Regions from separate parts of the Homo sapiens genome. Here region 2 is linked to region 1. Evidence: chromatin loops called from intact Hi-C (ENCODE). Cell type or tissue: heart left ventricle. All regions are shown on one strand. Links, peaks and the distances in the headings refer to the core of each region. The heading gives the core; the rest is flanking DNA.

Region 1 (16,364 bases), core at 3,182-11,181:
TTGTAAGGATCCAAAGTTCTGAGATCTAGTTACAGCTCTGCCCCCCCAAAAGCCATTTTAATCCTTCTCGGTCTCAGTTTCCTCTCTGTAAGGTGGGAATTACCCACTGCATGGGAGTATTGTATAGCACAAATTAGACAATCTGTGGGAAAATACTTCTATGACCCAAAACGTGCTGTGCAAGAGGGATAGACTGCGGTAAGAGCTCTGACGTCTCAAGAACTCTATACTGGTTGATTTTCCTGTTGAGGATAGGCAGGCACAGAGCACAGGTGGTCGACCCTGGGCTTCAGACGGGAAAACACTCAGGAGTGGAGGAGAGGGGAAGGACATCCCTGGCAGCCCCTGGAGAGACCACAGACACTTTCTCACTGCCCATCTTGGAAGATCTCTGCACTATCTCTTTTGCTTCAAGCTGTTTGTTAGTCTGGTCCCTTGTTTATTTGTTCTTTTCTTTTCTTTTCTTTCTTTCTTTTTTTTTTTTAAGAGACAGAGTCTCACTCTGCTGCCCAGGCTGAAGTAAAGTGGTGCGATCATAGCTCACCGTGGTCTACATCGTGCAGCATTAGTAGTACAGTGGTGAGCGTAGCTGCCTTCCATAGCTCATCGCAGTCTCAAATTCCTGGGCTCAAGGGACCCTCCCACCTCAGCCTGCTGAGTAGCTGGACTATAGGCATAAGCCACTGCACCCAGCATATTTTAAATTTTTTTGTAGAGACAGGATCTCACTATGTTGGCCAGGCTGGTCTTGAATTCCTGGCTTCAAGCAATCCTCTCCCCGTGGCCTCCCAAAGTTCTGGGATTACTGGCATGAGCCACCATACTCAGTCTATTGGTTCATTTTTTAAATCAGATGTTCACTGAGCACCTACTATGTGCCAAGCACTGTGCCAAGAATTGAGAATTGAATGGTAAGCAAAACCAGGTAAGGTCCCTGCCCTCATGGGGTGGAATCTGGCCTGTTTCTTCCCAAACATGACTTGAGTTTGGACTCAAGCCTATGCACTAAGTCCTGTGGGTACCATCCAGCCCTGGGGACAGACATAAATGTTGTGTTTTAGTGGGATTCCAGATATAAGCTGAAAAATATCAACAAGTTTAGGCCAGGTCCAACAAGGAAAAAAGAAAAGGCAAAACTCCCAGCAACCTCTTTTTTGGGTCTTCCTTCCTGTGCCCTCATCGCCGGTTTCCAGAGTCATACTCTTTATGGTTTTACCCTCTTTTGGAACTCTCACCTAACTCATTCATATTAAGGTGTTTCCTTCTCTAGAAGCACTGAATTTAACAGGGAAAAAAACCTTAAAGAAATGATACCCCAGCTGGAGGGATGTTAGAGGACATCCTAAATCACACCACTAGGGTAGTCATTTCAGAATGGCACTTTCAGGGGCAACAGGTATAGAGGAAATGGGTGCTGGCAGCAGGGATGGGTTCCCTTAAGCAAATCTCTGTGCTCTTTAAACATTACTCAAGGTAAGGAGGGGAAAGGCAGGGAGCAATATGGCTGCCATCAGGGTCCTTGTTTTTGTTTAGAGGAGGTGAGTTTGCAAGGGCTTATTCCATTACTATAAGTGATAACTACATTATTCACTGTATAAATGAACGTGGAAAAAAATAAAGACCAGGGGAGTCTTCTGTAGCCAGAGCCTAGAAAAGCCCCATCCACTGGTCCTCTTTTTAAATTTTTCTCTAATTTCTGACCAAGCTGTCAGACAATCCTACTGGTGAATTTCCAGCTGGAATTTCAATTTCCCTCTTAGTGAGAAAAGTGAGACACATTTTATTATTAGATCCTAATCCCTAAAGTGAAATTCCCGAAAGACTGTTGGTTACGTGAACCCTGAGTAGACTCATTAAAAGAAAAGCTTTGTATTGTAAAATAAAGCATGGGCACTGAACACCACACGAAAGAGATGCTCTGCGTTGGGAGGGATGGGAAGGGCAACATCCAGGTAACCGTCATGCAGGTGGAGACACAGAACTTTGCCAAGCACCCCACTCCATGTGTCTGGTCTGCTTGTAGCCACCCACCTCCCTCCAAAAGTAAGCAGACTCCTGGCTCCACAGTCTTTGTGTCCTTGTGTGTGTTTATGATGTCATCACCCACGCGTGTATCGTCAGAGGCTGCATTTCAGTCCTCCCATTTTTTGCATGCCTTTTAAACTTATTTTAAGTGACCAATTTCCCCCTCATTCTTTTCCTTACAATTTTTCTGTTGAAGACTCTTGCTGTCCAATCTGCAGTTTCTCACTGTCTGGATTTTGCCCTTGATGCATGCCAATATGTCCAAATGCACTCATTTTCATGCAAATAATCACCCATTTAAAAAAACTCTGTTTGCCAGCCATGTTCTTAAGGAGGGCACAACCCACCATAATCACTTTCTCATGAGCATGTGGGCAAAGGGAGTGCTCACAATAGAGGTAATGAGACAGAGAGAAAAATGTGAATGTGATTTATGAAAAAGAAATATATATATTTCCAATTGGAAGCGACCAGGGAATGCTTCTCTTTAATGCCTTTCAATATAGTTTGCTTTAGTAGGAAACACATTTGGAAAGGGATTTGGCATCATGTTGTACTCTAGGGTCCAGGGTTGCATGCATTAGTTTTTATCAAAGATGACTGCATAATAGGAACCTGGATGTAGCAAAAACCTAAGGAATCTAAACCACTAACCAAGCTCACCAAATGTAATAAATATAAATCACAGATGAAAGGAAGATTAAATCTGGCTATTCACTTATGCAAGAAATGAAAGCTTTAAGATTTTTTTTCGTTTTCTAATCTCAGCAGGCAGGCCCATGAACATAATTATTAGTATTTTCAAGGCTTGATCAAATATTGGCTAATAAAGAACTCATTCACTTAACGGTGATGACCTCCAGGTACCTGCAGTAAGTCCAGAACCCTAAATTATATGCTCCAGAGCTACGGCACCTACATGATGGACAAAATAAATGAATAGTGTTATACTAGTAGATGGGAGTTTTTTTTAACACTTAAAATTAAATATGCCTGAATTAAATACCTGTTTCGATTTGCAGAGGGGGAAAAAAGCTCCCAAAAGATGGATATGATAAAAGGCTCCCTTCACACCCAACAGACTACAAATACTACCTTCAAAACCATCACAGCATTAGTTGTACAGTCACGAAAGGGGCCAAAAAGACATAGAGGGGAATAAAAGAAATTAGGCGAGGGCCTAAATGAGCACATGCTCGCTCTCTATTCTTATTTCTTTCCTTGGTTTTCCTAGGGATTGTATTTTTGAAAAAAAAAATCAGGTTTGTGAGGCCTCCTCTCTGCTCACATTCACTAGAGAGAAGGTAAGGACAAAAAGGGATAGGGAGGGAAAAGATAATCACAAGAAGGATGGAGGCAAATTTCACAGGCAGACTGATATCTTCCTTGGGCTCAGGAGTTTTAAAACTCTGCTTGCAAGATTAGGTTCTTGCTTTTATAGTATAGATGGTAAGAGATTTCCAACTCTGATTTTACAATGCTCTGGGGTATATGCAATTATTATGATGTGTGCATTTAAAATTCTCAAAGCCAAATTAATTTGAATTCTTTTTCACCAAAAAGGCAGACATTCAAAAGCTTTTTTTTTTTTTTTTCAGTTACCATCCTAGTCTACCTTTCTGTATTTTTTTTTTTTTTTTTTTTGAGACAGGTCTCACTCTGTCACCCAGACTGGAGTGCAGTGGCACGGTCACAGCTCACTACAGCCTCCATCTCCGGGGCCCAAGGAGCGATCCTCCCACCTCAGCCCCCTAAGTAGCTTGGGCTACAGGCATGCAAAACCCCGCCTGGCTAATTTTGACATTTTTTTTTTTTTGTAGCAATAGGGTCTCATTATATTGCCCAGGCTGGTCTCAAACTCTTGGGATCAAACAATCCTCCTGCCTCAGCCTCCAAAAGTACTGGGATTACAGGTGTGAGCTACCATGCCTGGCTCTTTTTGAAAGATTTGATACTCCTTGGAATTTACCCTGCCTGGGCCCTGGTACACAGTTGCTCTGTTTCAAGGCTAAGTACTTGTCTTCCCAGCTGGCTGGTGCTCTTCTTCCAGGCCCTCTCTGGATCACTAGGAATTCCATAGTTCTTCCCTAAGCCTTTTTTCCATCCTTGTCCCTCTTCCGAGTCCCTACTCCAAAACCCCTCATGGACTGCTCTCTTCTTGAGGTTTCCCACCTCGGCCTCTAAGAGCTATGGTGGAATGAAATTCCTGGTGGGCAGGCTGGGCTGGCTCCCAGCAGTGATATGTGAAGGGGGAAGCAGAACTTCGCAAGGGGAATAAACCTATCAGGGCCTTCCATGCTTCCATCAGCTCACTTCTCCTCCTGGGCTGGGCTCAATCTAAGTATGTTACATCCATGACGGTGATTAATCCTCATACCACCTCTCTGAGAAGCATGATTATACCCATTTTCCACACATGAGAAGATTTACACTCAGTCAGAGCAGGAGCTAGACAAGGCTGGCTGAGCAGTGAACCTTGCTCCCAGCCCGGCTCTGAACCATCACACTCTTCAGTGTGAAGCAGGAGATTTTAGCCTCACGTTTCTGGACATTGGAAGGACTCAAGAGCTTTGGGGTTTGCTCCTTTGGTAGCCAGTGGAGGACAGATCAGTGGTGACAGGTTCTGGCTCTGTGGCCCCCTGCCATGCCACTCTGAAAGGGGGCCCTCCCCTGCCTGTGCCTAGGCCTCCCTGGCCACCACCCAGTTTTTCCATGAGGGTCTACCGCAGAATGCAGGTGTGAAGTCTTTACTCTGTACCTCCCTACACTGCCCAGGGTAGAATGTGCTGGTTCTTCTCAGGACTGTGCCATCTGTAGATAGACCAGGGCCTTAGCCTTCCTTCTTAGCAAACGAAGTGTATCAGTTCATAGGAAACCACTCTGCTGATGACACTCAACATCTGAACACAGGACAGTAAAAAAGGCCCTTGATTTGGGAGGTACGGGGAAGAGAATGGAGACAGGCACGATTCTGTCTTTACATCTTGAGCCATCCCTGCGGAAGGGGGTCCGTGGGGTGGCCGGGGGTGGTAAGGCTTCAAATCCTTTCTTTGAACCATTTTAAAGTTTTCTTGCATGTTGCCTCCTTTCCCCATAAACCCATGTAACACATCACCAACTACTACACAGAAAATGTTAAATATATAATAAATATACTAAATTATATAAAAATATTATTTAGTGGCCTTTTTTTTAGTTTATTCTTACTTTTTTTTTTTTTTTAATCCAGGTACCCAATTTTATCAGCCACGTTTGGAGTAATGGGTTGATGAATGTTGATACAGTCATGGGGTTTCATTTATTCATTATGTCTTCCTTCTTCTGTGGGAGGCAGCGCTGAGATGATAAATGCTGGGCTCAGATCCAGCTTGGGCCACTCACTCCCAAGATTCATACACAAACAGACCAGCTTGATCAGGGCCCAGCAGGGAGGTGAGGCTTAAACCTCCTCGCTGGAGGAGGAGCCAATAAGAAGACTGGCAGCTTGGATAGTGAGTGTGTGTGTGTGTGTGTGTGTGTGTGTGTGTGTGTGTGTGTATGTCAGAGTGACCTATCCCAGGTGGATGCTGGGAGTGGTGGCAGGAAGTGGGGTGTGATCAGAGAGACAGGAAAATGCTCAGAGAAATGTGTGATAGCTCAGATAGGTCTCAAACCACAAGGCCCTGTCTACACATCCAGCACGATTCCTTCTGGAACACAGGGAGTTAAAGATGAAACAACTCTAGAAACTGAAACCAATTATCCATGGCAATTTATTAAATAACTAAGGTTTCTAGGCCTTATTAAAATAAATGTTTAGTGTATTTTCTTATTCTCTGACATTCAGTTCTTTACTTGTCAGCACCTGCTGGCAGCAGCTGGAGTAATCTTACCAATTTTGCCATATGTGCAAATCAATTTGATTTCCGCCCCCCCCAAAGATAGAAATCAGTAAAGTGATTAAGTTACAATTAAGGCATGTCATTGAAAGCCCAGATAACATGAAAAGGCTGAGGAGGAATCAGCTGGAGGTCACCAGTGATTTCCTTCCACCCAGGTTAAATGATTTTCCCCCCTCATTCTCCTGCCTGCTCTACTGCATGTGACACTGTGGATGAATCAACAAGCCTCCTCCTACTTCTGGGAAGTCTCTCCTTTTTCTGGCTTCCATCATGCTTTCCATATGCCAAGTTCTCCTCTTGTCACTCATACTGGCCCCCTAACTGTTAATCTGTCTGTCCATCTATCCAACCATCCACCCATCCAATAGATGTTTAATGACCCAGTGTGTCATGCACTGGGAAAAGTGACAAAGGATATTTATGTATGGTTTTACAGTTAAAAAAATGCTTTTCCATATATTATTTAATTAAATTCCTGCTACAACCATATGAGGGGGCTGTTAGGATCCCCATTATTTTATATATGAGGAAACAGGCTCTGAGAGGATCTGCAATTTATTTAAAACAGCACAGCCAGCAGGTGGCAGGGTCTAGACATGAATTCAGGTTTTCATCCCATTAAGAATTCCTAATGGTACTCTCCTATATACTGGTGAGGTATAATTTCTCAACTAGCCTCACTGTTCCTAATGAAATGTCACGCTCCAGCTATCACGTATTAACTGAGACTATGTTAGGCTCTGAGGGATGCAAAGACTGAGTCCCCATCCTCACAGAGCTTGTGGCTGAGTTGGGAAGGCAGACATTAAACATTTCTGTTCACACAAGAAATACTTGTTTTCAACATATAAGGGAGAGCTCATCTAGTTGTGAAAATTAGGGGAGTCTTCCAGAAGGAAGTAATCATTAAGATGCAGTCTGAAGGATGAGTCAGAGTTAGCTTTGGAAAGCGGGGATGAAAGAAAATCACATGTACAGAGGGAAAAGCATGTATGTGCAAGGGCCTGTGGCAGAAAGACCCAATGTGCTGAAATTTTGAAGGCCAGCTTGACTGGAATATAGACAATGAAAGGGAGCCTGGCACAGGATGTGGCCCAGACCACACAAGACTTTGTAGCCATGATAATGATTTTTACTTTTAGCTTAAGAGCAAAGGGAAGCCACAAGTCAAGAGAATGACATGATGAACTTTGATTTTGATTCTGACTTCTGCGTGCAGAATGAATTGTAGAGGAGCAAGAGTGGAAGCAGGAACAGCTGGAAGGCTTTTGCAGTTGTCCAGGTGGGAATTGATGGCAGCTTAGACCAGCTTTGTGGTGGTGAAAATGAAGAGAAGAACCCCACAGGTACCCCCTGCTCTGCTCAAGCCCATTTCCTTACTAGATCCTGACACCAGAGTGTGCTCACGAATTTGCAGTGAATGGAAGCTTGTCCACACTTCAGGGCTCTGCTGGAGTCTCCTCTTCCAGGAAGCCGTCTCCAGACAATGCCAGTCCTCTGAGATCTTTCAGAAGTTGTACGTCTCTTCTGCGTTTTCCATTCTCACACCTGATGCTTCTCTATGGCTTGGCTGCTCTCTGGTCCACTCCTGGAGATGCCTTCATTTCTCCTGTTGTCTTGCTTTCTCCCTTTGGAAAGTAAATGCTTTGTTGGCATTTGCTGAATGGTATCAACATGGCTCCTTTGGAAATTATATTTGTAAATGATTACTCATGCCAATTGCCATGTTTCCCCCTAAATTAAACACTGGTTGCTTAAATGCGTCTTCATGATCTTGTTCTATCAAAATGTATGTCCCAATTTTTCCATTACTTCCTCTAAACTCTTTTCCATATTTCTCCTAGTAGAAAGCAGTTTCAGGGGGAATGGAATGGCGGTGGGGTGGGGGCAGGAGTGCAAGACCTGAATTCCTATACCTTTTTAATGGGGTATTTGATTAATCCTTTTCATGGGCACCATTATTCATGCCTTGATAGAATCTCATTTTATAGCTCTTAATACATGGACCCAATTTATCCACATCACATTGTATTCTAATACTTGTCATCCAAGTTATTAGCTATCTCCTTCTCAGTGTAAAATCATCAGTAAGTTTGATTAGCTTATTCCCTGGGGATGATAGGGGAGATAAGAACAGACACAGTACAATATGACCCCAAGGGCTCTGCATTCTCAAAAGAAGACTGCTACATGGAATCCATTTATGGAGCCAGGGTGGCCAAAACAAACATCCACCCCATGGGAGGGACTCTGTGCAACCCAGGAGCTGTAGCCATGAAGGGCTGACTGCTGCCATTACTGGCAGGACTGAGCTATCATCCTAAGTGGGATTTTAATAAAAAATAGTGGGGTTCTTCCACCACCTGCTTAACACTCCCTCCCAATGACTTTCCTGAGAATCACAGCCCAGAAGCTTCTCTTTACTCCTTGACACCCTTCTGCCTTCAATCCCTGTTCTTTTCCTACTGGGCACCTGGCAGGGCGGACAACCTAGAAGGAGATGCACAGTGCTGTGTACTGCTCTTTCTCCAGCACAGCCTTGGGTCTAAGCCTCCAGCCCTGTCTTTCTCTTCTCTGGAACCAAATCTGAGCCTTGGGACTCATAGGTGGCTTTGCTTTTGTAAGCAAAGTCACTCTTTAGCTTGAAAGAGAGAAGGGGCCTGCACAACCCCTATAGGATGGTAGGCTCCAAGCCCATGGAGAGTTTCTAATGCCCCTTCCCCTACCCAATCACCTTTCTTCAGCCCAATCAGGTGCATCCCTATGGCCCCAATGGCTGCAGCCCTCCTCATCTTTACACCAAAGGCCCTGTCAATGATTCTTGTGCTTTTCTGAGCCTGGCAAGAGTCTCACTGAGGTGACACTCTTCCTTTCCAAAGGTGGAGCCCAATTCCCTTCCTGCAGTGTGTGGGCTGGACTTAGAGACTGATTTCTAATGAACAGAATAGAGTGGATGTGACAGCGTGTCCTTTCTGAGACTAGGCCATAAAAGGCATTTTGACTTTCTCCCTCCCTCTCTTGGGTTGTTGGCTCTCAGGGAAGTCAACTGCTATGCTGTGAGCAGGGCTGTGGGGAGGCCTAAGGTACTGAGCACCAGGAACTGAGGCCTCCAGCCAACAGCCATGTGAGGGAGTCATCTTAGGAGTGGGTCCTCCAACTCCAGTTAAGCCTTCAGATGAAAGCTTGACTGCAGCCTCATGAGAGACTCTGAGCCGAACCACACAGCTGAGCCACTCCCAGATCCCTGGCCCACAGAAACTGTGCAAGACAACACAGATTTGTTGTTCTAAGCTGCTAACGCTGGAGTCATTTGTTATGCGGCAACAGGTTACTAACACACTCTTCCTACTTTAGGGTAAGGCTCTCGTCTTCTCCTCCCCTTCAATTCCCTTCTTAGGTTCTATTTTCATCTCTTCTCTCTTGAGGATGTCTGGTATCCCTGTTGCCCCCTCCACTGACCCATCCCTCTGTGTCCACTCAGTCCTCACAGTCTCAAGGACTCTTTCCCAAGAAGGGGGAATGGAGGAGGGAGGAGCTCCCCAGGACCTGGGTTTGCAATTCCACTCTTGCCTGCCATCCAGAGTGACATCTGGCATTAGGAGAATGACTTTTTTGCAGAGGGCAGTCTTCCTCAGGCCATGAGGCTGCCTCTTGTTTTTAAACCTGGGGGCATAATAACTTCAGCCAGGCCCACAGCCAGCATGAGAAGACTTTGCAAACATCATGTTCCCCTTTGTATCATATGCTCATCTCCTGTGCCCTTTTTGCTCATCTGCAATTTCTGCAAAAGGTCATGTCTCATTTCAGCTTTGCCATTAAGTGCATTTGACACTAGGTGGGAATTCCAAAACTGGATGAAGATGCAATCTGGCTTAAATGCTGCAAGGTGGGCCGCTATACTTCACCCCAACCAGCTGTGTCCTGCTAGCATAGACACCCATGCAGGAGGTGGCAATCTGATAGTCACTTCCTTCATAATTATACATGGGGCAAAATGTAGTTTTTTTTTTGTTGTTGTTGTTTGTTTGCTTTTTTTGAGATGGAGTCTTGCTCTGTCACCCAGGTTGGAATGCAATGGCGTGTTCTCGGTTCACTGCAACCTCCGCCTCTCGGGTTCAAGTGATTCTCCTGCCCTAGCCTCCCAAGGAGCTGGGATTACAGGTGCCCGCCACCATGCCCAGCTAATTTTTATATTTTTAGTAGAGATGGGGTTTCACCATGTTGGCCAGGCTGGTCTTGAACTCCTGACCTCAGGTGATCCACCCGCCTCAGCCTTCCAAATTGCTGAGATTACAGGCATGAGCCATGGTGCCCGGCTGTAGTTTTTAACTAAAAACAAAAAAATCCAGGTAGCTTTTCCATCTGGTCAAATCCTAGTAATTTTTACAAAATCAATCTCAGTTTAACGGAGCAAAATCAGACAGAGATAGATGTCAATTTTCTAGAAGGCTTGGCAAAGCTTAAAGAAAAAAAAAAAACCACAATGGACCTAAGCAGTGGAGTGGACCCCAAAGCAGTGGTTCTCAAAGTATAGTCCCAGGGCCAACAGCATCAGCGTCATCTGGGGACCTGCTAGAAATGCACATTCTGGGGCCCCAACCCAGATCTACTGAATCAGAAACTTGGGATGGGGGAGCCGCAGTTGATTTTAACAAGCCCTCCAGGGGATTCTGACACATGACTACAAGTTGCGTATCACTGACTTAAAGGATTAAACATCTAAATCATTCATTCAGTCATAAGCTATTGACTGAATACCCACTATTTGTCAGACATGGTGAACTCTGGGGCAATGTGGAGGAATGAGAGGGAATGTCTTCCTCAAGGAGTTCACAATACTCTCTTCCCTTGCTTTATTACAAAGCTTGAAAAGAATGCAGGAATCTGAAGACATAATCCAAGGAATGGAAATTATTCTTTATATGTAACTTTTCAATGGACAGGAGGCACATCAAAATTTTTTTTTCCAGGAACGATCATACTCTCAAAATAGTAACCTTTCTAAAGTAAGTAAATGTGTGGGTTTAATATATCATGTACAGCTGGCTCAGGCTTTTAGGCTTAAAAAAAAAAAGATTATGAGATTCCACCATGAATGAAATGCAGGATTATTTCAAAGATTCACTTAGGCATCTGTCTGTCTTAATGAACAAACTATTCAGTGTTACCATCTTCCTTGAAGTAGGAGTTCTTGCCACCTCTCTTAAAATAAGTCTAGGCCGGGCGTGGTGGCTCACACCTGTAATCCCAGCACTTTGGGAGGCTGAGGCAGGTGATCACTTGAGGTCAGGAGTTCGAGACGAGCCTGGCCAACATGGTGAAACCCCGTCTCTACTAAAAATACAAACATTAGCCAGGCATGGTGGGGCATGCCTGTAATCCCAGCTACTCAGGAGGCTGAGGCAGGAGAATTGCTTAAACTCAGGAGGTGGACGTTGCAGTGACCAGAGGTGGCGCCACTGCACTCCAGCCTGGGTCAGAAAAAAAAAAAAAACCCTCTAAATAAGTCATAACAGCTCATTTGTATTGTGTGCTGGGCTTGGGATATCTGTATTCATTAACTCATTTGATCCTTCCCTGATCCTACAAAGTAGATGCTGATCCTACAAAGCAGATGTAGCAAACACATACAGTCTGCAGATGAACAGAGTCTGAAAGAGGCAGAAACAGGAACCCAGACTCATCTCTTAACCCCAGGCAAATGATCCTCCTGTGCTGTCTCTCATCCCCCTTGGGTCATCTTGCTGCTCATTAAACTACTAATTGGGAAAACATAAAAGGAAATACTACTCTCCCCTAAAAGGTTTCCAGTATGAAATCCCCGGCTAAAGCTTAAACTGTGGGATTTATTTTGAAATTTTAAAGTTCATGCTAGATTTCTCCTTCAATACCATAGATAATGAAGAGCTGGCTATAAACTTCTTATGGTCACCAGCATTAGTAGCCTGTGTAAGAATCCGATCCATGCTCAACAGATCCTGCTTGGAGACGATGCTCCACATTTCCTCCTTTCTCAAGGTGTCTCAAAGATGCTTATGGACTCACTGTAATACTATCAGAGTAGATGACTTTCCTGTATCTGGGATGAACTTGAACTGATCCAGTCAAGCCTGGGCCCTTGTGACCAAGGATGTCTAGTTAATCTGGCAGCTGTGGGGATGAAGAATGTGACCTATGGCCACAGAAGAAATCAAAACTGTCTGGCTAGACCAGAAACACACTCAACCCTTTGGCATAGGCAGGAGGTGTGCCGAGGGGCTGAGCTCATTCGCCACACAGGCTTATCCTTCATTTACAAAGGAATCGCAGGTCAACCATGTTTTGGCAACTAGATCAGGAGCCCTCTTCTGCCTATTGCATCCTTGGACATAATCTGGTGGCTTTATCGATATATAAGCAACAAATTCAAAGTCCACGTGGGCTGCGTAAAAAACTCTGAATGTATCTCTCAAGCCACTTACAGTGCGTGCAACGTGAAGGAAACTGAAATGTATGCACCTTTCCCACTGACTTTCTGTAATCAAGTCTTTTTAGCACAAAAAGTTCAACTTCCATCTGTTTTTAAGTCAGGGATGCTTGTTGGTTTGTGCCGAGACATTGATTTGATTAGTAGCATTCTGTGGAACTACAGACATGAGATGTTGAGCTCACAAACGTATGATTCATTTCGGAATTTTGAAATGAGAAATGCACCTATCAATGACACAGAAGCTGGGAGATTCTGAGAAAGCATTTCATGCATATAAATGGGACATGTGATGAAAAAATATGCTTATGGTTACAACCCCGAAGCCAGGGACCACCCCACTGTGCTCTCCACCCTCGAGAAGTGACGGCTCCAAGGGAAACCGCTGGGATTAGACGATCCTGTGTTTGGACACCCATATGCTGCCTCATTTATCTACCTGTGACAGGGACAGTGCTGGAAGAGAATCAAAAGATGACAAATTGCTTCTGGTTTTAAAGGAGCTGTTCAGGCTGGGTGTACACCCAGGGGGAACCAGCTTCCGTGCCAGGAGCCATCACTTCATCCCAGTCTAAGGCCACATTTTGGCAAACATCAACCAGCAGATGACTGCTGTCTCCTTTCACCAGTGGATTCAAAGACGCTTGCTCTGAAAGCCCGAAATTCAGTCTTTCTGAAGACGTGTGCAGCAGAGAGCAGATCTGCCCACACACTGCAGTGAGGCAGGACGGCGGGCAGGAAGCAAGGGTTCCAGATGACAGGGATTTTTCCCGTGTTGAGGCAGACAGATAACAGGGGAATGATTTTGCAGGGGAATGACTCCAGAGCAGAGAAAGTATAATATCAGTAAATGACCCTAGAAAAGACTGATACAAGTGAAATAAGTGCACAAAAATTTCCAAGATGCTGGCCACTGGAATCCGCTTTTGGGGACACAGAAGCCCCCAAGATTCCAGCTTTCCTGGGGGTAGAAGGGAGGCCCACCGGGAGTTTCAAGAGGGTCCACCTGAGCAAAACCCGGCCCTCCATAAGCCCCTATACTCGCCAGCCCCTGGTCCAGCCAAGGCCATGTATCCATCCAGCTACGATCCTTGCTGCTTCTCTCCCGCCATGCGTCCTCTCTGGGAATGACTATGTAATTCATGGTTAACCCACTCAGTCCTCTGGAGGTGAGCTTTCCTCAGCCAGTCCAGCTTGTTTCTTCTCTGCCATGTGCTGAAATTCACAAGGCCAGAGAAGTGCCTTGCTGTGTTTAAGTGTATAGATGTCTGGTGTTCTCCTACATGTTGCAGTCCTATTTACTTATTTTATCCTCCTGACAACCTCTGAGACAGGTACTATTATTACCCCCATTTTGAGCTTGATGAAATTGAGGCACAGAGAGATGAGGACTGGCTGAAGGTCATACAGCCAGTGAATAGCAGAGCTAAGGTCAAGCCCAGATAGCTTGGCTCCAGGGTCTGGCTCTTTCAGAACCCCTCTGCTGCCTCTCCGATAGAAAGCTCCTTGAAACCCAGCAGCTGCAGCCCATGTGGGCACTGGCTTGCTCAGGCCTTCCTCCTTCTCCAGTCCACCCCTCTGGAGTTCGACTGGTACTCAGGGCTGGAGTGCAGAGCCTGCAGTGTGAAAAGACAGAGGCTCATCTCCAAGCCCCTTATTTGTTTCTAAATTCAGGCCAGACGTCTAAACGTTTGTTTTGTGCTTGTTTTGAACATTCCATCGTGATGCCCAAGGACGCTTCATAGATGATCTCTCTGTTCTCCTTAGTGAGCATCTGGCCCCCTCTCCTCAAACCTCTTGTCTCTGGGAACACTCTTCCTGCCACCAACTGATGTTCCCTGCCTAACCTCATTACACATTTCAGCTAAAAATGCCTATTTTCCATGTGGCAGTGAGGTATAATTATAGCACAAGTTACATGCCAAGGCATTTTCAAATTTATCATTTCTAATAATAACCTTGGTATATAACCACCATACCCATTCCATAGATGGGCAAACAGAGGTAGGAGGTCATAGCAAGGTTGCAAGGGACTCCCAAATTGCCAGGTCACTTGAGCCACTTGCATACAATTCTCTCTCCAGATCGCTTTCTCTCAACTTCCTATTCAACAAACTTATCTGTGGCCTAGGAATGAGAGACGTTAACAGGATCAAGTTGTATCTGTGCCTGTACTCCAGCTCTCAGAATACTAACAAGCGACTCTAAGCTTTGGTGGCAAGGTTATCAATGCTTAGCTTTCAGCCAAAACCCATCACGAGTAGGTTTACATGCATGAAACATGTACTTGGAGTTTTTGGTCTGCACAGTTCTCTTATTACCCATTGTAACTAATCAGAATGCTGAAGGGATTTATTCCCAGCATCTGCTGAAATGACCATAACTTTTGTTCTGATAGAATCTTCTGGCCAAGCAATGAAAGGGTAGACTAGAACCTACAAGAAGACGAGTAATCTTCCTTCAGAGTCAAAATCGTAAAACTGGTTTTCAAATAGTTATTGCAGAAAGCTTGGGTCCTGAGTAAGGAAGATAGAAGACAGCTAGAGGATGTATTCATTGCATGTAAATCTAGAATTAGAAACTGTAAATGTTGGAAGTTTCATAAAAGTAAATTTGCCTCCTGTACTGGGTGCATTTTTTTGCTGCTCTGTAAGCCTTTTCCCCCCCTGGGGTCTCTATCCATGGAAAATGCAGTTGTGGGGAGTCAGGAATCCTGACTTCTAGTCCCAGCTCTGCCCCTATCACTTGTGTGGCCTCAGGCAAATCACTGAATTTCTTTGAGCTTCCAAATCTGTGAAACCAGTTTCCGCCAGTGTACCTTACTGAGTTGTTATGAAAATGAAAATGAGTGAGCTACAAGAGTGCTTTGGAAACAGCAAGATACTGTAGAAATGGAAGATATTTCTATAGGCAAATGATCAAGCTCAAAAGGCAGTCGTGAGTACAGAAGACTCTCAACTGTTTTCAGAGGAATCATCTTCCAGAGACATTGCTGAGAAGTGGCTTCTGGAAGCGTGACCATGGAAGCGTGACCATGCCAGTCTACCTCACGGTATTCAAAAACAGGCGACGGCACACTATTTTGTGTGTTTGCTGTCTCTACTCGTGTTCGTGCTTGACTCTCTTATCCCACCACTCAGGCAATGCTTGGCCCATAGTGGGTGATCAGAAATGTGAGACAAATTAAGGAATGCCAGCCTAAGTATTTTAGTCCCCCGAGCACAGGAAGTTTGTTGGTGGGAAGGAATGGGGGCGAAGACGGGAAATTTCTGGAAGCCTGAGTGTAGGGTGACCGGCTGACTCAGGCCTAAGGGATTTCCCAGGACAAGATGGTCATTCTACCTGGATGTCCTATTTGAATATCCACTTTGCTTCCTCCCAGTCAGCAGGGCATACAGTATCTGAAGAGAAGACTGGTAGAAGGCATAAGTGTCTCTGAGTTCCTGAAGAGTAGATCCCTAGGGATTTATAGCCTGGGCATTTTCTTTTACCTTTTTGTCTCCTTAGTTTCAATAGGTGGCATCATCTTTTCACCATCAGGAATCCCACAGAATCATGCCCCTTCCATTTTTCCTGCATCAGATTGTCACCTCTAAGTTATTTTCCTGATCCTTGCCAGTGGCGTTCTGCCACCAGCTGAATCTTCTCCCTAACAGCTCGTGGCATTCGGCGTAAAACTGCAGCCTTTAGCAGGACTTGCATTTGGAATTGTTACAAGTGCTTTGTGCAGGCTTCACCAGAAACACGTGCACTGCAGAATTGCTGCCTGGATCAAGATCTGACTGGTGCATGTAGCAGGGAGATGACATTTTGGGCCAGTGCAGTGATGTGATTAGTTGGGGATTTCCCCTTTAAAAACTTACGGCAAAAGCCTGCCTGAGACAATTCAATATTCATAAATGGAAAGCATAGATGGCGTTTCTGCTCTGCCAAGAGCAATAGCTATTTATCATGGCAAATGACTGAAATAGTTGTACATACAATGCTTTACT
Region 2 (16,364 bases), core at 7,807-15,806, 250 kb after region 1:
GTTTCAAACTACGTGCTGACTTGGAGGGCTTTCATGGTTCCCTTGAGCTTCTCAGCCTCCTTTTCCTGTAAATCAGTGCTAGCACTAACGATAACTTCTTTAATTCAGGATTAACAAAATTAAATCTTCAAACAGACTCAAGTGTACTGAGTTTGAGCCTGAAATACAAATGTAAAATGTACAGACAGCCTTTCTATCTTTACTATTTGTTAAACGCATGCAATTAACACAACCAAAGCAAGTCCTATGTCTGTTCTTGAAAATGTCTCCCCATTTTACCCCTGGTGGTGACAAATGTCAGAAAGCTTTATAGATTCAGGATGCATGCTCCAGGAGTCTGCCATTATTGAAGTTGAACATTTTATTATAAAAGCACCTGACACACCGGGTGCAGTGGCTCACGCCTGTAATCCCAGCACTTTGGGAGGCTGAGGCGGGTGGATCACCTGAGGTCAGGAGTTCGAGACCAGCCTGACCAACATGGTGAAACCCTGTTTCTACTAAAAGTACCAAAGTAGCCAGGCATGGTGGCTGTAATCCCAGCTACTCAGGAAGCTGAGACAGGAGAATCGCTTGAACCCAGGAGGCAGAGGTTGCAGTGAGCTGAGATCATGCCATTGCACTCCAACCTGGGCAACAAGACCAGAACTCCATCTCAAACAAAAAAGAAAAAGAAAAAGAAAAAAAAAAAGCACCTGACATATTTACTGTTTCCCTGTGCACAGAGCTTGCTGTGTGTGCACAGCACTTTATTTTAGAGTTGGGTAGGTAGGTCTTTCTCCCCTCCTGCCCATTTCTTTTGTATTTACTCAGTCCTTTTCCACCTGGTGCTTGGCAGTGTCATGCACACCTTGGGCACTTACTGAATACTCATTCATAGTGGTGAAGCCATCCATGGCTTCCCAGCATTCACACCCTTCCCTGTGAGTGTGGCCACTGGCCCAAGCTCTGGGGGTCAGGTGTTACGGGGAAGAAGGATGTGGGAATACAAGTGGTAGCAGAGCTTTACTGTGTCAGGGTAGCTGCATGGCACCTAGCTTCACTGTGCTTTGAATAGCTCTTAACTGTGGTCTCCGTTGAATGATATTTTATACATACCTGTATCTTGGATTCAAAAATCAAATAGACTAAAGATTTTATCTCCTGCCAGGCTTAATGTCAGGTTAGCCAAGGAGAGAATATTTCGCCTGAGGAGCTGCATCGTGGCCAGTAGCCTGACCAGTTCCCTTCGTGGGGATCTGGGTTCCTGGAGCACCCAGCATGGACTAGATGAGCCTTCAGAGCAGAGTTTCTTAAACAGCGGAACTGCTGGCATTGAGCCAGGTACCCCATTGTAGAGGGGTTGTCCTGTGCATTGGAGGATGTGTAGCAGCATCTCCAGCTTCTATCCCCTAAACATCAATAGTAGCTGTCTCCCCTAGTTGTGAAAATCAAACATGTTCAGACACCACCCCCGGCCCCCCAGCTGAGAACCACTGCCTGAGAAGGAAGGAGGGATGATGGGAAGAAGGGGCTTTTCCTCCCCAGGTGTCCTCTCTCTGTCCCGTGGGGAGGCTGGGAGCCTGTGGTTGCCACCTCTGGCATCACCTTATAATCATCCTTCCGAAACATTAAAGTCTATGCAGATTAGCTGGGCATCTTGTGAAAAAGCCAGTCCTGGTTCAGAGGGCTGGGGTGGGTGGGCCTGAGGTCTGCATGTCTAACCAGCTCCCTGGTGATGCTTTTACTAGGAGCATGCTTGGAGCAGTAGCTCATGGCTGTGTGATTAGCACAGGCATCTTAGTGGCCTCTTTTTTGGAAGTTAACAGAACCCGCTCATGATGACCAAAGCAAAAACATACTACATTAGCAACAGGGGCATTCACAGAAGGGACCGAGGGGCTTGGCCCAGCCTGGGGGCGCTGGGGCCATATCCTTCCCTCCTGGCTCTGGTTTTGGCTCCTGCCATCCCACCTCTTTGGCCCCATTCCACTTTGTCTATTCCTAGATCCATCAGGGGCAGCATTACAGATTGCCTGAGAAGGGGATATGTCAAGTAAGGGAAAGGATGAATGGGCCTGTTTCAGTGGGACACTGGGGTGACCTTAGGCTGAACATGATTACTCTCCTCCAGCAATGGAGTATACCCACAGAAGTCCACCTTGTGAATAGATGTGGGGGGACCCTGGATCCAGGGAGGAGCTCTGGTAGGGAGGGTTGGGGTGAAGCCCTGGTTCCTGCCTTTCTCTGACTGCCCCTGACTTAGCTATTGATTCCCTGCCATTTCTCCTTCCTCTGGCCCTACCTACCTTATAGGGATGGTGAGATAGCACAGCAGAAATATTCTGAGCTCACGAAAGGAATGCCGTCACTTAGATCTGAGAGGTACTATACCCCTTTCAAAGAAGATCCCACATGGGAAGACCTCCACTTGGGTAACTGGGAAATTAGAGGTGACTACTTGCCCCACTGAAATGATTTTCCCTCAGCAAAAGGACTTCCTGCAGAGTTGTTTTAAACAATAAGCCTCCCTTAGAGCATTCAAAATTACTCAATGTATAGTTAGTTAAAACTCCCAACCTATCAGTCTCATTACTGGCCTGTTCCAAAGGCATTGGTGAAGGTCTGAGGAAGATGGGTAAGTTGGTGATTTGGGGTTATCTTGCAAGAAGGACAGTGATGGGGCCTGGTCTTCTTCAGGGGACCTATTTCTCAGTTCAGAGAGCTGACCTCATGATTAATGCAACTTGGAAAGGTGCACGAGTTCTGTGCATAAATTCTATATCCTCAGGCAAAAAAAAAAAAAAAAAAGACAAGGAAGAAAAAAAAGTGAGCAAACACATGAGAATAGAGAAGCTTTACAATTTTTCTGGCTTCTGGTGGCAGCCATGGGATGGGAGTCAGGAACAAGGGAGGGAACCCGCAGCTCTGGACATGACCCTGGCATGTAACTCTGGACACAGTGATATCTAAAAGAATCCAGGGACATCTGCACAAAACGTGGGAAAATGAGAAAAGATAGCTGGATAGGCCACCTGTCCTTATTTCAAAAGACGTTAATGCCAAGGCTGATCTGAAATGACATCAGGCAGAGGTGCATAGAGTCAGAGACTGTGGCCCATGTAAATTGTTGCAATGACAGCGTGGTACTTTCTTCACATCCACAGGGATGTGGTCTTTGGGGATACAAAAGCCAGCCACCCCTCCTTTCCACTGCTGTGCTCTCCCTCTGAGCATGTTGATGCAACTTGAACAGCTCTGCACTATATTTAGCACTAACCAAAATACCAATCGCCTAGATGCTACCTTCCCGTGCCCCTGGAAATTAGCTGTGTCTGCTGTATCTCTGTTCCAGCCCGACACGAGTGTACACAGTCCTGGAGGAACTGAGTCCAGGAACCATCGTGGCCAATATCACAGCGGAGGATCCTGATGATGAAGGTTTTCCCAGCCACCTCCTCTACAGCATTACCACTGTTAGCAAATATTTCATGATAAATCAGTGTAAGCCACTCACTTCCATCCTTAAGTGCATCCTCTAATTCAGCCATGTGGATTGTCTTACAATGTAGTTGTCCCTCGTTACCCATGAGAATTGGTTCTAGGATGCACCGTGGATACCAAAATCCACGTATGCTCAAGTTTCTTCTATAAAATGGCTTAGTATTTGCATATAACCTATGCATGTCCCCCTGTATATTTTATATTATCTCTAGATTCCTTATAATACCAAATGCTATGTAGATAGTTGTTGTATTGTTTAGGGAATAATGACAAGAAAAAAATGTCTGTATATGTTTAGTGCAAATGCAGCCAGCCATTTATTTTTCCTGAATATTTTAAATCCTCAGTTGGTTGAATCTGAGGATGCAGAACCCATGGATACAAAGGGCCAATTGTATTTTTCTTATCTTCTGGTATTGGGCATGTCTTTCTGTCTGGGGTCATCATTGGTTACCAAGGTAATAGATGTATTATAAGCAGCTGGCATGGGGGTTGGGCAAACTAAACAGGGTTGACAGCTATGTCACCCTTCACCTTTGTGGGGGATGGGTGGGGGGCAGTGAAGAGATTTATTTTCTTACCCATTGTTAGGCTTGTGACTGAGACCTCTATAAAAAAAGACAGATTAACAAGAGAAAAGCATACGAATTCATTTAATGTTAAGTTTATGTCACACCAGAGCCTTCAGAAATGAAGACTCAAAGAAACAGGGAAACCCATGTGTTTTTATGCTCAGTTTGATGAAGTGAGTAATTATGGAGAAGTATGATTGGAGGACAAAAGGGTGTGATAAACCTGGGAGAATTTAGCAAGGTCCGTTTGTTCAGATTCTTCCTGGCATCTCTGTCTTCCAGAATAGGATGTTCCTTTCCTCCAGTTATAGGTAGGTTACCTCTGGAATGAAGCTCTTATGACTGCTTCAAAACTGCTGTTTTCTCAAATGCCAAGGTGCCATATTTTGGGGTAATATGTCCTGAATCCCATCACCTTTTTCTCAAAGGCAGGTGTGTAAGGATGGATGGGTTACTTATCCTGAGGGTTCCCTGAAGTCTTCTGAAGAGAGGGGCTATATTAGCACTGTCCAATAGGAATAGAATGAAGCCACTTACGTAATTTCAAAGTCTCTAGTAGTCACATTTTTAACAAGTAAAAAGAAATAGGAGAAATTAATTTTAATTAGGTATTTTTAACATGTATAAAATATTGTTTCAACATGTTATCAATACTTAAAGGTCATTCATGGCCAGGCATGGTGGCTCATGTCTGTAATCCCAACACTTTGGGAGGCTGAGGCCAAAGGATTGCTTGAGCCCAGGAGTTTGAGACCAGCCTGGGCAACGTAGTGAAACCCTGTCTCTACTAAAAGTTTAAAAATTAGCTGAGTGTCATGATACACACCTATAGTCCCAGCTACTCAGGAAGTTGAGGCAGGAGGATCCCTTGAGCCCAGGAGTTTAAGGCTGCAGTGAGCTATGATCATTCCACTCTACTCCAGCCTGGGTGACAGAGCAAAAACCTGTCTCAAAAAAAAAAAAAAAAAAAGTGATTCATGAGATATTTCATATCATTTTCTTTGGTACCGAGTCTTGGAAGACTGTTGTATGTTTTGTACTTACAGTACATCTCAATTTGGATTAGCACCATTTAATTGCTCAATAACTCTCATGTGACTAGTGGTAACTGTATGGGACAGTGTCATCTTGGTCAATCTGCCAGACTGATGGGAGTTATTTTTCCATCTGAATATCTCTGAAGGGGACTTCTCTGCTCTTCTATAACCATCTTTTTCTGGGGCCTTAGTACACACCAGGCATTATGCTGAGTGATTATTCACATACATCTCATCTCAAGTACTCAAGATAGCAACTCAATGAACTATCATCATTCACATTTTACAGATGAGGAAACTGAGGCCTAGGGAGAGCCTCAGGCAGGTCAAACAATTTGTTCAAGGTCTTACAGCTTGTAGGTCATGAAGCAGAAGTACCAACCTAAGCTGCCTGATTCCTCGGGCCTGTCCTCTTAACCACTACCGGACTGTCCCACCTTTATAAGTCCTGATTGCATCACCAAAAAGGACGTCCAGCCTTAGACAATGCCAGAAAAACAATGTCCTGTTGGCTCCTTAGGCTTTCGGGCAAAAGACACCTATTCCCAGGAGAGCCAGGCAAAGGCAATAATTGTGCACTGCCTCTGAAAACATCCTGATGCCCTGTCAGCTGATAGTGTAGGGACAACCATGGTTGAGAATTCTGTTCACTCTAGTGTTGCGAAATTCAACTTTTAACAAGTAGAGTGAGGTTTTTGGTTTTTTTCTGAGCATATTTATTAAGATTTTTTGGTTGCAGGTAACAGAAACTAAGGTAAACCAACCTAACCAAAAAAAAAAAAAAAAAAAAAAGAAAGAAAAAAAAGGCAGGCACATCTATCAACAGGATTCTGTGCATCTCTTAAGAAAATGTAAAAAGATGGGGACATAGAAAGGATGTGACCCAGTGCTGCTCCAGGGACCTTGGTTCTGTAGCTCCACTATTAGCCTGACTGATCCTCCAATGTGTGCCTTTCAGTTATAAATTCTCCAATAAGAGAGCCCTCTGGGTCAAGCTGGAGTCAGTTATTCACCAGTCCAGTCCACTCTGGGCAAGGGCCGCCACCAGGGACCCAACTCTGAAGTACAGTGTGAAAAATCCTAGAAGGGTCAGGCCAGATACCCCAATGAATGTCTAACACAGGAACTTAATGGGTTTTCAAAAATGTATTTGTATAGAGATTATGCTCTGCATAAGCTCTTCCTCATGTTCGAATGGTCTTTTCCAGTTTTCTCCAAGTTTCTGTATTCCTTTTCATTTCTCTTCAAAGGGTCACGTTCTAACCTTTGCTTTCTCAGTGACTGGTACAATCCAAGTGGCCCAAAGGATAGACCGAGATGCAGGTGAATTGAGACAAAATCCCACCATTTCCCTGGAAGTTCTAGTGAAGGACAGACCATATGGGGGTCAGGAGAATCGCATCCAGATAACCTTCATTGTGGAAGACGTCAACGACAATCCTGCCACATGCCAAAAGTTCACCTTCAGGTATGCACACTTTGAAAGTTGGGCTGGACATTCTATCTCTTTGGTGGCCCTCTGCCCTTCTGCTTCTCTGGTATATTCTCAGGAGAATTATAAGCATTTGGAGAAACAGCTCAGTAGAATAAATCGATGTGAACTGTTCACTGTTGTCCACAGGTTTCCTTGTTATCGTCCTTTTTTCTTCCCTCTCTTTCATTTTCCTTCTTCATTATCTCCCTTGTTCACTTTCTTACTCTTAAGAATTATTTTTTATTTTGCTCCCTTCTATATCTGGCTCATCTCTGTTGGTGAAAAGGACCACAGGGACTTGTTAGGCCCTCCCTGGACTGTGCCTGTTCTTTGTTTATTGCCACGGGTGGCAAGATGGGGCTGTTAGTTAGCAGTTATAATAGACGTTTGAGACTTAGGATCAGTGAATAGGAACTCCCAGGAAAACATACCACCAGCCAGATGAATAAATCAAACCAAGTACTTAGGTAAAACCAAACAAAGCATCGAATTCACCTTACACAACTTAATTGAATATAAACAAAAGACATCCGAAAGGGAAAAAATGCAGATACAAGTGGGATACAAGTGATCTTGTATATTTTGACTCATTCTTTGTCCTACAATCTATTTGCTATTATTTTACAATAAAGTCCCTTGTGATTCTGGGTTAATAAGCTTTTTGAAAACAATATTGTCTTTCTACTATTTTGTCAAAAAGCCACATGATTAGTACTTGCCCATATTAGCCTCGTCTCTGAGGTTTTGTTCCAGCCAGTCTCTGGTCTCCTGAGAGGCTGAAGAGGGCTCTTTGGGAGGAATTGGGGTTGTGGGGAGCAACTCCACAGCAGCCCTTGCTAAGAGACAGCCCTGTATCTGGAGCAAGGCTGAAGATCAGGGTGAGTCTCAGCTCCAGATGTCCCCATGGGGAGAGTCTCCTGAGTTTATCTTTGAGTGGTTTTGTAAGTTTTCTCCAGGCGACTCTGGACATAGACCCAATACATGCAGAGGACAAAGGACCCTAGACCAGGATTGCCTAGGAGAAGCAGGAGAAATAGAAATTCCTTTATTATACTCATGAATGTCTCCCTGTTGTCCCAAATGGCATGCCCAGTATAATGTTAAAGGATCCATGTGACCTCGAGTCTGATATCAAAACGGTTAAACTCTGTTCTGGATGCACCCCTGACTTATCCCTTTAGATCCAGTCTCCACCCTGCTCTGTGCTCCAAGACGCTGACCTGGATGGATACCGTATTAGACTGTTTTCATGCTGCTGATAAAGATATACCTGTGACTGGGCGATTTACAAAAGAAAGAGGTTTAATTGGACTTACAGTTCCACATGGCTGGGGAAGCCTCACAATCATGGCAGAAGGCAAGGAGGAGCAAGTCACATCTTACATGGATGGCAGCAGGCAAAGAGATAGAGCTTGTGTAGGGAAACTCCTCCTTATAAAGCCATCAGATCTCATGAGACTTAGTCACTATCACGAGAACAACTCAGGAAAGACTTGCCCCCATGATTCCATTTCCTCCTACCAGGTCCCTCCCACAACATGTAGGAATTCAAGGTGAGACTTTGGTGGAGACACAGCCAAACCATATCATCCTGCCCCAGCCCTTCCCAAATCTCACGTTCTCACATTTCAAAACCAATCATGCCTTCCCAACAGTCATCCAAAGTCTTTACTCATTTCAGCATTAACTCAAAAGTCCACAGTCCAAAGTCTCATCCGAGACAAGGCAAATCCCTTCTGCCTATGAGCCTGTAAAATCAAAAGCAAGTTAGTTACTTCCTAGATACAATGGGGGTATAGGCATTGGGTAAATACAGCTGTTCCAATGGGATAAATTGGCCAAAATGCAGGTGCTACAGGCCCCATGCAAGTCTGAAATCCAGCAGGGTAGTCAAATCTTAAAACTCCAAAATGATCTCCTTTGACTCCATGTCTCACATCCAGGTCACGCTCATGCAAGAGGTGGGTTCCCATGATCTTGGGCAGCTCCATTCCTGTGGCTTTGCAGGGTACAGCTTCCATCCTGGATGCTTTCATGGGCTGGCATTGAGTGCCTGTGGCTTTTCCAGGTGCATGGTGCTAGCTGTCAGTGGATTTACCATTCTGGGGTCTGGAGGACAGTGGCCCTCTTCTCACAGCTCCACTAGGCAGTGCCCTACTAGGGACTTCGTGTGGGGACTCCAATCTCACATTTCCCTTCTGCACTGCCCTAGCAGAGGTTCTCCATGAGGGGCCACCCCTGCAACAAACTTCTGCCTGGGCATCCAGGCATTTCCATACATCCTCTCAAATCTAAGCGGAGGTTCTCAAACCTCAATTCTTGACTTCTGTGCAGCCGCAGGCTCAACACCACATGAAAGCTGGCAAGGCTTGGGGCTTCCACTCTCTGAAGCAATAGCCCGAGCTGTACCTTGGCCCCTTTTAATCAAAGCTAGAGCGGCTGGGATGCAGGGCACCAAGTCCCTAGGCTGCACACAAGAGAGGGACCCAGGGCCTGGCCCATGAAGCCGTTTCTTCCTCCTAAACCTCTGGGCCTGTGATGGGAGTGGCTTCCACAGAGGTCTCTGACATGCCCTGGTGACATTTACCCCATTGTCTTGGTGATTAACATTCAGCTCCTTGTTACTTATGTAAATTTCTGCAGCTGTCTTGAATTTCTCCTCAGAAAATGGGATTTTCCTTTCTATCGCATTGTCAGGCTGCAAAATTTCCAAACTTTTAAGCTCTGCTTCCCTCATAAAACTGAATGCCTTTAACAGCACCCAAGTCACATCTTGAATGCTTTGCTGCTTAAAAATTTCTTCTACCAGATACTCTAAATCATCTCTCTCAAGTTCAAAGTTCTACAAGTCTCTAGGGCAGGGGCAAAATGCCACCAGTCTCTTTGCTAAAACATAACAAGAGTCACCTTTGCTCCAGTTCCCAACAAGTTCCTCATCTCCATCTGAGACCACCTCAGCCTGGATTTAATTGTCCATATCATGAACAGCATTTTGGTCAAAGCCATTCAACAAGTCTCTAGGGAGTTCCAAACTTTCCCACATTTTCCTGTCTTCTTTTAAGCCCACCAAACTGTTCCAACCCCTGCCTGTTACCCAGTTCCAAAGTTGCTTCCACATTTTCAGGTATCTACAGCAGAGCCCCACTCTATTGGTACCAATTTACTGGATTAGTCCATTTTCATACTGCTAATAAAGACATACCCGAGACTGGGCAATTTACAACAGAAAGAGGTTTAATGGGCTTACAGTTCCACGTGGCTGGGGAAGCCTCACAATCATGGCAGAAGGCAAGGAGGAGCAAGTCATGTCTTACGTGGATGGCAGCAGGCAAAGAGAGAGCTTGTGCAGGGAAACTCCCCCTTATAAAGCCATCAGATCTCATGGGACTTAGTCACTATCACAAGAACAGCACAGGAAAGACTTGCCACCATGATTCAATTTCCTCCTACTGGGTCCCTCTCACAACATGTGGGAGTTCAAGATGAGATTTGGGTGGGGACACAGCCAAACCATATCAGATACCAACCAACTCCCTTGCCTTCCAGCTTCTAGTTGGCCAATGGGGAGTCCTGGAAAGAGAAGGAGAGGAGGGTCAGGCTCTCTCTTTGTGAGCTGGGTGCATCCCTTCCCTGCCTGAAGATCTCCATTCCCAAAAGCAGCTCTCTGTCGCAGGACCTGCTTCCTCCACTGGCTTCCCTGGGCCTAGTGGTGGTAAGGGTGCTTCACTCTCACGAGCCCTGAGATATTGCACCATCTGATGAGATTTCCATATACTCTGTGAGCACCTTCTTCATAGTCCCTTTACTGACCCCTCCTAGAATGATCCTAATTCACCAGCTGCTTCCTGCTGACACCCCAATAACGTCAGTCACAATCTTAAGCATGTAGTAGGTTCCTATCCCAACCTAAGCCCTACAAGTCCATTAGATGGGTGGGGACAGCTGCATGGGTAGTTAGGATTGTGACTTCCACACCTTTACGTGCATAAATTGAGAGATGTCTGGGCCCAGGGGATGGAGTGGAGACAATTTGCAGCATCACACTTACACTTTCTTTGACATTTTAAATCTGTGCTAGAACTCTTGGGTGGTTCCAGTACATCCTGGGAAGCTCCTGCCCTCTTCTGCCCTCCTGCTCTTCCTTGTTCCTCTGCCCTAAGAGGTAGGGGGTGAAGGTTAAGAAGTGAGAATGCCTGGAGAGGGCTGTGCTGTCTCAAATCTTCCTTGTCCATTTTCTCTCTTCAGTGCATATCTGTTAATTGTATATTTGGCTTCCTGCAGTCCAGAGTCCCCTGGAGTATGGGAGGACAGTTTGCAGACTGTGTTCCATATTAGCTGGTGAAACTGCAATTCGAATATCCTAGACTGTCCAGGCAAGACCAAACAGAGTCCTGCACTTGATAATCTTCCCTCCAGATTAGCCCTGAAGGCCAATGTGAAATCCGTAGCTGGACTAACTGCATTTATTACTGAAGATAATCTAACCAAGGCTCAAGTTCCCTCTTTGGGCTCTTCTAGCGGGAGGAACTCTCAGCCACCCTATGAACGCCAAGATGTGAGGAAGGGCAACGAAAGGGACCCCTCCTCTGCAGTTCCAGGGGCGGAGGTCTTCAGCCTAAAGCCCAGCCTCGCGTCCCAAGGCTGCATAAGGGCGGGTGCGGAGAGGGCTGAGAAGCCCTGACCTGCAGCACCCGCCATCCTCCCAGCCTTATACCTTCTCCAGTCCAACTATGTCAAAGCCAAGCACGCAAGCAGGTCAAAACAGAACAAAGTGACAATGGCATGGTTCTGCCACAGTCTCTGACACTTGCTCTTGAATGTTTGTTCCTTCCTTGGAGGCTGTGGGCGCGGTCTCTGCTGTGGAGTTCTTGAGAGCAGGTGGCAGAGCGGGTGAGGTCAGCGCGGCTGCTGGAGGCGGTGTGCTGTGCTCCCGCAGGGAGGAGGGCGGCGTGGAGGAGGCGGGCGCCCCCTGCTGCCCGCGCGGGCTCCTGCAGGCTCCCAGCCTTTCGTACCGTGGCCCCTGAGGCTTTCCCAGGCTGATGATGAATGAGCCCAGGGCCCGACGGAGGCATCCGAGGCACGTGACAACCCCCGCTCTGGTTGTAAATTGTCAGGCGATTCAGTGAAAGCGCTTTGCAAGCTGTTTGTGAGCAAGAGGCGGAGCAGTTTGGCTGATTCAGAATGGGCTGGACACAGTCAACTTTGCATGGGGAGAGAAACATGGTCTGATGGCTGGGAGCGAGGGCAGCTCGCTTTTGAGGCAGGGATTGCTGAATGAGGGGAGTGGCTTTCCAAGTTAGGCGTTTAGGGGAAGAATACCAACTGTCAGGGACGAATGAGAGAACAGGCCAAGCAGCCCTGGAGGGCCAAGTGAGGAGGCCTCTGTTGGAGTGCCTGAAATGTCTGGCTTCGGGACCTTGGATTCTTTAAATGATGCAATCTCCTGGCTTCTGCAGAGTTGAAATCAAGGCTTAGATCCCCAAACCATCTGTGAGCCTGGATACTTATGCATGGAAGTTAAAGTTTACAGTGACTCTAACACTGCAGAGGATCAAGTCTGGATACATCCACTTTCCTGGACAGGCCTTGAAAATGCTCGGAACCACTCTTTCTTCCCCTGTGCAGTGGGGACAAGAATACAAACCTCTCTGAGATGAGGAAATTAGAGATAGTGTTTTTAAAGTGCTTGGTATGATACAGCATGCAGTTGGTGTTTAATAAGTGGTGTCTCTTCTAAGTCCCTATGAATGAAACCATGACATTGTGCAATCAAGGCAGGAATGTTCAGACTCCAATCCTGCTGAAATACAGAGGTGATCTTTGCCAATGAGGCATCGTGGAGACTCCATTACACGCTCCAGCAAGCAAACCTGTTATCCTCAGTGGCCCATGACCATTCTTGCTGTCAGACTTTGCTCCGTATGCACTGAGCCCAGAGCTGATTTTATCTGCCATGAAAAGAGGATGTGGAACAAAGAAGGGAACAGAGTTTGGTTGCAGAGAGAAGTGTATGCTCCAAGAACCAGATGCTAAGATGGGATTAAATGTGCAAGGCTATTATTAGGGGAGATGCCTGTGGCAGAAAATGGGGAGAGAGATGGACAAGGCTGGGCAAGTCATCAGATCATGATGCAAGGCTGATCTGAGTGAAGGAAAGAGGGAGAAAAGGTAGTTGGACATATTCTAGGCTGCCATGCAGTTAAGGAGTGTTCAGCTAGGGCATTGGGGGTCCTGGAGCCAGTGTCAACTGACATAGGACAGGAATGAGCCTTAGTATCTTTGCCATGACCAGTTGTTGGTACGTGGCCTCACCACAAACACAGTGATGGATTTCAGAGCCCAGCAGCTGAGGCCGATGGTCAGTTATGCTCTCATGGTTAAAGGTCTTCCAGGCACATTCTCATGACAGCCACGATATATTTTTGTAAGAAATTCTACCAAGGCAAAATATGATTAAGATAGGTAGCCAAAACAAACAAAAAAGAAAGAAAAGCCGCAAATTCCTCCCTGCTTGCTCTTTATGCATGCTCCTTTGCAATGTGATTTTGCTATTAGCTCCATCAAGAGATGGGTCTCCTTGAATCTGAGCTTGACCACGTGAATTGCTTTGACCACTGGAGCATTCACAAACATGGCACAACGGAGGCTTGAAAAATGCATGTGCCTTGGGACTTGCCCTCTCTTGTTACTTTTGGAACCAGAGACCTCCATGCAATGAGCCTAGACTAGCCTCCTAGAAGATGAGGACAAGAAGAAGCAGAAATCAAGCACCTTCCCACCACCAGGCATGTGAGTGAGGCCATCCTAGACTGTCCAGCCCCAGCCAAGCTGTCAGTGACCACAGAGACCAGCTAAGCCAAACTAAAACCGAAAGGACTGTGGGAAAACCTATAGTACTGTGAGAAACCATAAATGCTTGTTGTTTTAATTCACTCAGTTTTGGGACAGTGTGTTATGTAGTAAAAACTAATTGATATCATTTATGTCCATTTTATAGATGGAGGAACTGAAACCTGGAGACATGAGAAAGCCCCTCAATGAATGGAAGTCTCAAGGTGTTCATTGGTCTTCCTCAGAGCCTCCTACAGCAAGCTGGGCTTGATCGGAAGGCTCTGAGTTTGGGGGTAGCTTTACTCATTTGTGTTATTTGCCTAAACCCTGGAGTCTACTGAGATCAAGACCCCCGAATTTGATCATTAATAAATCTCTTTTGGATGAATAATATAAAGGTGTTAGGAGGCCCTTCTAGGCCATTGAAGCCACTAGAACAGAAGTCAAGGAATTCTCAATCTTCAAAGCATGGGAAATGAGGGGTACAGGGATTCTCCCTAGCCCAGTTAGAAACTCCTTCAGGCAGGACGTAAAATTTATATTTCTCTTCTATTCTTCTTCACTACTGTGCTAGTCTTATAAGTCTATTGTTCATTCATTCAACAAATACTTATTGAGTGTGCCAAGAAAAAAGCAAAGATCTTTGCCCTCATAGAGTTTACTTTCTAGGAGGGAAATAGAAAATAAGCAGAATAAATAAGAGAAATATATGGTGTACCAGATAATGATGTGTGCTAGGAATTAAAAATAAAGAGGGGAATAGGAGAGGAAGTACCGGGCAGGGAACATTGCCATTCTAGATAGGGTAGCCTCACTGATAAGGTGACATTTGATTAGATAGATGAAAGAAAGTGAAAGTGGGAGTCACGTGAGTATTTGTGGGGAGAGGATTCCACAGCTAGTGCAGGGAAGCTGAGGCCAGAGCCTCATGAAGAGCTCAGGGAGCACCAGAAGGCCAGAGTGGCAGGAGGAGAGTGAACAAGGAGAAGAGCTAGTGGGAGACGAGTTCAGAGAGGAAAAGGAGGGCACGTCATGAAGCGTCCTGCAGATCAAAGGTGGGACTTTGAGTGAAATGAGGAGCCATTTGGGACTTAGGAGCAGAGGAGTGACGTGATCTGACAACATGTTAGCAGGATCCCTCTGGCCGCTGTGTTTAAAATAGCCCAAAAGGTAGCAAGGGCAGAATCAGGGAGACCAGTTAGGAGGTGACTGCAATGACCATGGACTTACTTTGAATTGCAGTTAAAGTAGAGGTGTCTAGCCCAGGGCCCATGTGAGAAGGAACAGTCGATTACCATTTATTGGGGGAAATACTGGATTGTGTCTTTTCACCAGCATTATGGTGCCGGAAAGAACAGCCAAGGGGACGTTGCTTCTTGACCTAAACAAGTTCTGCTTTGATGATGACAGTGAGGCACCAAACAACAGATTCAACTTCACCATGCCATCTGGAGTGGGGAGCGGCAGCAGATTTTTACAGGATCCAGCTGGCTCTGGGAAGATTGTGGTCAGTTAATGGTCATTGCATCATTAAAAGGGCATCGGGAATTGGTCCAACATGCATCATGCTTTTGCTGCCCCATAGAGAGAAATTTCCAAGGTAACCCCCTCTCAGAGCGACTGTAACTGACAGGCTTAATAGTGAGTCTGTGTTCCCCATTCGCTCTTTATTTTACCCTGGTTCCAGGAATCATTTGTTACACATAGTTGTGCCTGGGCTGCTGAGGACTGGATTCTTCCTTGCATAGCATGCAGTTTGTGTGCCTGCTTAGCGTGCCTTCACAGACACGTCAGTGCCCTCTGTGCTCAGGCACTTTTGTTTATTTGAATGCTCATTCCCGGCCCATAGAGCTGTGAGGTGAGAGAAAGCAGGGCCAGGACCTTGAGTATGTCTGGGTAAATTCCACACCGTAGAACCACTGGAGACCAGAGGAGAGTGAGACAGTGAGGATGTGTAGGAAGCCCCCTCCCTGGCAACTTCAAGGGACAAAAGCTGCATTGGAAGAAGGATGGGCATGAAAAGTGGGTCCCAATGATTTGAGTTAGACCTTTCCTTACAGAGCTACTGCTGGAAGGTGGTGGGGAAGGAGAAGAGAAAAATGAAAGGGCTGGGAAAGCAGCAGCCTCAGGGAGGGAAGCCAGCAACCCGCTACCCTTCCCCTCACCCAGCTTTCTTCTCCACCTCCCATCCCAAGCCCTTCTTCAATCCCCAAGAACATCTCACCCAGTTTATTCATAGTACCATCTTAAAAATAATTTCTATTTTTTTCTGTTTAGGAAATTAATACATGTTCTCTGTAGAAAATATAGAAAGCACAGAAAAGCATCACCATTCACTGATAACCAGTGTTAGTAGTTTGGTACATGTCCTTCTTTTCTTTTTTCTATAGATATATTTTATGTGTATTTTATACATATATGCATAGGTATTTTTTATTTTTATTATTTTTTTAAGAGACCATGTCTCGCTCTGTCACCCAGGCTGGAGTGCAGTGGTTCAATCATAGCTCACCACAGCCTTGAACTCCTAGGCCCAAGTGATCCTCACATTTCAGCCTCCCTAGCAGCTGGGACTACAGGAGTGCGCCACTGTGCCTGGCTTATTTTTTAGCTTTTTCTAGAGCTTTTCTCAAGCTCCTGGTCTCAGGCAATCCTCCCACCTCCACCTCCCCAAGTGCTGGGATTATAGGCATGAGCTACTGTGCCTAGCCTGCATATGAATTTTAGATACAGTAGTGCTCCCTTATCCACCGGGGATATGTTCCAAGACCCCTAGTGAATGCTCGAAACCACAGATAGTACCAGACCCTACATATGTTATGTTTTTTCCTTCTATACATAGATACCTATGGTAAGTTTAATTTATAAATTAGGTACGGTAAGTATTGACAATAATAGTGAATAATAAAATAGAAAAAGTATAACAAAATACTATAACAAAAGTTATGTGACACTGGGCATGGTGGT

The links. Peaks named below come from ENCODE experiments on the same cell type or tissue, not always from the same donor. Only the 100,000 strongest peaks of a DNase experiment are listed, where the experiment ranks them.
Region 2: it touches region 1 in a loop (5-fold over the local background); 78 of 110 quality-filtered maps call a loop at or near these places.

What each region holds. Positions count from the first base shown.
Region 1 is chr7:105,753,930-105,770,293 of GRCh38, forward strand. All of the region lies in intron 3 of ATXN7L1 (ataxin 7 like 1), which reads right to left. Among named protein-coding and RNA genes, the nearest start is that of ATXN7L1, 110 kb to the right of the region's middle. RefSeq lists enhancers at 12,864-12,923, 15,028-15,529, 15,530-16,029. In heart left ventricle, for the core only: a CTCF peak has its summit at 6,474 (motif pointing right); a DNase peak (open chromatin) is centred at 6,501.
Region 2 is chr7:105,998,128-106,014,491 of GRCh38, forward strand. CDHR3 (cadherin related family member 3) reads left to right here. Exons shown (of 19, transcript NM_152750.5): 7 at 3,335-3,483; 8 at 6,371-6,560; 9 at 14,733-14,904. LOC107986833 (a long non-coding RNA gene) reads left to right here. Exons shown (of 2, transcript XR_001745316.2): 1 at 1-1,323; 2 at 2,296-2,865. Among named protein-coding and RNA genes, the nearest start is that of CDHR3, 43 kb to the left of the region's middle. RefSeq lists a silencer at 11,434-11,623. In heart left ventricle, for the core only: CTCF peaks have their summits at 11,544 (motif pointing left) and 11,757; a DNase peak (open chromatin) is centred at 11,534; H3K4me3 peaks cover 512 bases.